Linked DNA regions of Homo sapiens: region 2 is linked to region 1. A link is a contact called in ENCODE Hi-C data. All regions are on one chromosome and are shown on one strand. The core of a region is the stretch at or near the end of the contact, and the rest is flanking DNA. Distances in the headings are between cores, read along the strand shown. Region 1 holds the start of SETMAR (SET and mariner transposase domain methyltransferase). Region 2 overlaps LOC124906209 (a long non-coding RNA gene).

Region 1 (2,700 bases), core at 80-2,579:
AACCCCTAGGAAAAAGAAAGGGCAGATAGGGTTCATTGTTGATAATGGATGTTAAAGGGGCTATGCATTTTTAAATTATTATTTTCATTTTGCAGATGAAGAAACTCAGGCTCTGGGAAGTAGCTAAGATGTCTAAGCTCCGAACCATACTCTCCAACTTCCACGTCCAGCGCTCTTTCCACTTCAAAATCTTTGGTCATTCCTTATTCCTTGGGTAACGCTCAGGCCAAGGTCGGAGGGATAAGAAAGTCAGTAGAGGCTGGGAGCGTGGCTCATGCCTGTAATCCCAGCATTTTGGGAGGCCGAGGCGGGCGGATCACCTGAGGTTGGGAGTTCGAGACCAGCCTGACCAACATGGAGAAACCCTGTCTCTACTAAAAATACAAAAATTAGCCGGGCGTGGTGGCCCATGCCTGTAATCCCAGCTACTCGGGAGGCTGAGGCAGGAGAATCGCTTGAACCCGGGAGGTGGAGGTTGCGGTGGGCCGAGATCGCGCCAGTGCACTCCAGCCTGGGCGACAGAGCGAGACTCAGTCTCAAAAAGAAAAAGGAGAGTAGAAAGGGCTTTGAGGTAGTTAATAGAAGCAAACATTTACTGAGTTCTTACAGCAAACCGGAAAGTGTATTTTCCTTGCCATTTTCAAAGCACTCCGGAAGAGAGGTACTGTTCCACTGTACGCTGGAAGACTCTAAGGCTGAGCCACAGCTAATTTACACTCGCCCAAGAGCCCACAGCGTGAGGGAGACCACAGCTAAGGCTGACTCGAGGGGCTGTTTTTATGCACGACACCGGCTGCGATCCATTAATAGGCCCCACGGCTTATCCTACCTGTGAGAGACACCTGAGACCAGGGAGGTAAATGACTCCCCCCGTGATGCCTCCTTGAGTTCTGAGGACAGGACTGGACAAAAAGCCAGGTTCTCACAAGGCCTCCGGTTCTGCGCTTCAGGGAATGGACTGAAAAGGACAACACCCTTGCTAAGGTGATGCCGTGGGTCAACAGAAAAAGGCCCAGGCCGGGGCATGCACACCTATTCCCGCGCACCAACGGGTGCGCTGTAAGAGAAGACAAAAGGTCGCGACTGGGAGGCCGTCCCAGCGAGGCGGCTTGAGGAGACCACGTGGGGGAGCCGCGCGCCCGCCTCCCGCGCCGCCTGGCCCCGCCCCTACCTGGAAGGGCGCCGGCGCGGCCCCCGGGGGCCACGCGCCCACCGGCAAGTTTTCCTGGCCGCACGCGACATCCAGCTGCTCAGTCGGGGCCTCAGGCTTCTCCTTAAACTCCGCCATCCCACAAGGCCGTGTCGTCTTTGCCGCTTCCGCGAACATTTACCCGCCTCACGCAACGCCCACTACCCTGACAGTCCTGGGCCGCGCGGTGGATGCTGGGACTTGTGGTCCCGTGGCCCCACCGCCTCATGGGAATTGTAGTTCGTTTCTTCTCAGGAGTGGCCTGGAAGGCGCTTCCCTTCCTTGACTTTTTGGGTCTGGCTCCCGTTTTGATTTCAGCCAGAGGCACCACAGATAATTACAAAACCATGTAAGGTACGGACGAAACAAAGTGAGGTGCTTTAGTTTTTCCTGGGAGCATCAGAGAGGGGGCTTTCGAGGTGAGGTCATTTGTCCAGGTTTTTGAGGGCTCACTGCACGTTTGTGGAGTGGAGGCAGGGGTGCGTTCTAAACCGAGCGGGGAAACGCACACCAAGGTTTCTAAAGGTCTGCGGCTTGCCGGGAAGTTGACTGACATGTGATAGGGTTTGTGCCAAGGCGATAGCCTCACAGGGTGCCTTAAGGAATTTGTGTGGGGGCATGCTCACTCCCTGATGGAGGTATCCGTGCCCCTTTGCCTGTCCTTTTCCCTCCTCTCCATCCCTCTACCCTCACCCCTCCAAACCCCTGCCCTGCCAAAGGATTCTGATAGCCTCAAGACTGCTGAATCCGGTGGAGCATTTTCAACCTCACTGAAGCTCTCTGACATGATTGTCCTGCTTCTCCTTGAAACTGTAAACCAAAAATAAAATTCCAATCCTCCAAACCATCTGAAGGGACCCCTCCTCTCTGCCAAGGTTAACCTGAGAAAGTGGTTCAGGCCATGATGGGAAGGGGGGTCCAACATGCCTCATTATGCCCTTCTTCCTTTTGGAATTCAGGAAAAGCCAGCCAGCATCAACATCAACACACACCTTAAGTCTGATAAGAAACATTTACAATCTGTTCTCTGAAATTTACCTCTTGGAGGCTTCATCTCCACGATCAAATTTGGTATCCACAACCTCTTATTGCAACCCAGACATTCGTTTCTATTGATTTTAGGTCTTTAGATAATAACCAGTTGCCAATCAGAAAATCTTTAAATCTACCTATGACCTGGAAGCCACCCCTCACCCGCTTCTCGTTGTCTGCCTTTCCAGATCCAACCAATCTTACATGTATTGATTGATGTATTATGTCTCCCTAAAATGTGTGAGAGTAAGCTGTATCCCAACCACCTTGGGCACATGTCATCAGGACTGCCTGAGGCTATGTTGGGGGCGCATTCTTAAGCTTGGGAAAATAAACTTTCTAAATTGAGACCTGTCTCAGATAATTTTGGGTTCACAAACCCTTCTGACCTTGCAGCTTCTGAGGTCCCATTGGCCTAAATGTGTTTCCATCTTGCAGACCTTTCCTTGTTAGTATCCTCTTGTTGTTTTCCTGCCTGA
Region 2 (2,700 bases), core at 61-2,560, 550 kb before region 1:
ACATTTTTTCTGTAGAGATTTATTTTATTTATTTATTTAGAGATGGAATCTCACTCTGTTGCCTAGGCAGGAGCACAGGGGCACAATCTTGGCTCACTGCAATCTCCGCCTCCCGAGTTCAAGTGATTCTCCTGTCTCAGCCTCCTGAGTAGCTGGGACTAAAGGCATGCGCCACCACACCTGGCTAATTTTTGTATTTTTAGTAGAGACAGAGTTTCGTCATGTTAGCCAGGCTGGTCTCGAACTCCTGATCTCAGGTGATCCATCCACTTTGGCCTCCCAAAGTGTTGAGATTACAGGCGTGAGCCATTGTGCCTGGCCCAAGATTTATTTTAAGAAAAGAAGTCAGATTTGAATCCAGCACTGCTAAAAAATATGAGGATAGTTATCTGGAAGTCATAAGCTGTATGAGAGGTTTCTTTATGAATTTATTCAGTTCAAACTGATAGTTAAAACGTACTTTGGATAGAAAGATAAAAGTTTTTAAAATGACTGGATGTGGCCCAAATATGTCATGTTAAGACATGTAGATTTAGGATCCCGCAGTAATAACATCAGACCCATTTAGTGGGAACAGAAAGAAGCTTTTGGTCATGCAATAGTTAGCTGAGATTGTGGATAGGTATGAAAAAAAGGAAATGGTCATGTTGCAAAGGAATGGGAAGTAACGTATCAGGTATATGCCAGACTCTTGGTATAGATTATCTTTCTTGATGCCCATTACTGCCCAAAGAAGTACGTGGTAGCATCTCTACTCTTGAGAAGGGGGGAACTGCACATTAAAATCATTAGTAACTTGCTCCAAGTTATAACATTTCAGTGACAGAAATGGTATTAGAATTCTTATCCACTTTAAGGCCCATGTTCTTTCCATTCCACCATGTTGCCATGTGGACTCTGACATAGACCTAGCACCTAAGCCTTGTGTGGTTCAGGTCTCCTTGTCCCAGTTTTATACCAAACCTTAATTGTTTTTCTGCAGAGAACTTTTACAAAAAGCTTCTTACAAGACTTTATGAGATACCATAGGTGATAAGTATGTGACTTATGCTCAGGAGTAAATAGGTGAAATTCCTGGATTGTCTGAAGTTCCATTTACCTGGGACCAACCATGTATTGTGAGGTCATTATAAATGTGCTGGCAAACTCTTTCCGTTAGTGGTTCTTGCGTACAGTGTGCACTTCTTATGTTGTTGGACTCTTTGTGTTGTTGTTCAGAATTCACCTTAGGGGTTTTCTCAAACTCTGCATTCTTATTCTATAGTGGTTTTTGGCTTTCTTTTTTCTCTCCAAGCTGGGTGGATGATGCAGTTTCGCTTCTAGGTGTTAGGATTCTCTTTCACACTGGTTTGTCATGACCTTAAAGTATTTTAAGATGTTCCTTTGGTAATTTTTTTTTTAATGTCTTGCCCTAGTAAGCTAGAGATTTGTTTTACCAAATGAGTTTAAAATACCAGCAGCTGGAGACTCCATAGCATTGTCTGAGTTGACCAAATGTAAACACCCACCAGTGATCTACCTTTTTATTTTCTTGATTTTGGTAGACTTTTTTGGTTCCAGACCTGAAGGCTTGTTATGCTTCTGAATTGGCCTCTAGGTTGTAAGAGTTGCTTAATGTGGCATATGATACCAAAGATGGAAAAATGTGTATGATAATTATAATCATCTTATTATAAATTGCCATCATACTCTCTCCTGTCAGATGATTGATGAGGCCTAAACGTTGTTCTGAGCTGCAACCACCCACAAAAACCACACACACGGCGTTTTACTCAAAACTTTACTTCAACCACTACTTTGTGATGCAAAACTAGTGGAATTTTGGGTACTTTCTGTAAAATTGAAATCTTTATGGGGATTTTCCAACATTCTAGTTGATTGTTAAATTATTAGTGTAAGGAACAAGACCAAGGCAGAGTTTGCCAATGAACACTGACATCTGTGGTAGGAGAGGACACCAGTGTGCACCTGCACATGCTCCCTAGGAAGAAGCCACCTTGATTGGGCCGAGGACGGATTCTCCCTTTGAAAAATGCAGTTATATAAGAGCTATATACAAGAGATTTGTAGTTGTGAAAGATAAAGACTTCAGGAGCTCACTCACTCCTTATCTTTGCCACAAAGTTTTCGGTCTTGACAAAATATTCAGAGTCAATACTTTCTAATGTGTAGATCCATCATCTCATGAAAGAGATTTGAAAAGAAAAAACAAATCAATCTGTATTGTTCCACATGTAGGACAAAATAAAGTTCTGCATGAATGCTTTGTGTAAAGGGAGAACAGTTAAGGGAAACTGATTACTGATATCCCCACTCTGGAAGGGAGATAGCAAGTGGGAAGAGCTCTCTGTATTTTGCTTAGTCAGGAGATCTTTATTTATTCTGGAGCTGAGTCCTTGGACAAGTTACTTTACTTCTTTAGGGCTCAATTTCTTATCTTATTTAAAATAAGTTTCACTTCTGCTGTACAGTGTCTCAAGAGCCTTCAATAACAGTCCTTTGTTATTCTGTCTTATGTAAAGGTGACTTTTACTGTCATATAATTTGTCTTCTAACAAGCACGTATGTTATCAAAATCTGTAAAAAAAAAAAAAAAGTTTTGGCGAAAAAGTTTTGGCAAAAACCCAACTCTGCTTCTATAAGTATGTAGTTATGATTGTAACAGTTTGGAAGGAGTAAATTTCCCTCCCTGCCGCTCAA

Evidence for each region. A loop is a pair of places that touch in the nucleus more often than their neighbours do. Pooled maps may share reads with other maps.
Region 2: a loop to region 1 is called in a pooled map, with 11 times the contacts of the local background. The contact joins the enhancer-like site here to the promoter of SETMAR in region 1. A Hi-C loop is called at or near these places in 7 of 50 pooled maps.

What each region holds. Positions count from the first base shown.
Region 1 is chr3:4,301,998-4,304,697 of GRCh38, reverse strand. SETMAR (SET and mariner transposase domain methyltransferase) reads right to left here and starts at 1,329. Exons shown (of 3, transcript NM_006515.4): 1 at 1,172-1,329. The coding sequence starts at 1,327. It also overlaps a transcript of SUMF1 not described here. RefSeq lists enhancers at 892-961, 990-1,732 and a silencer at 1,052-1,391.
Region 2 is chr3:4,849,586-4,852,285 of GRCh38, reverse strand. All of the region lies in intron 2 of LOC124906209 (a long non-coding RNA gene), which reads left to right. Among named protein-coding and RNA genes, the nearest start is that of EGOT, 99 kb to the right of the region's middle. RefSeq lists enhancers at 895-974, 1,335-1,394, 1,795-1,914. Within about 2 kb of position 1,310, at least 5 of the 41 ENCODE cell types and tissues checked have a DNase peak (open chromatin) inside an H3K27ac peak, as active enhancers do.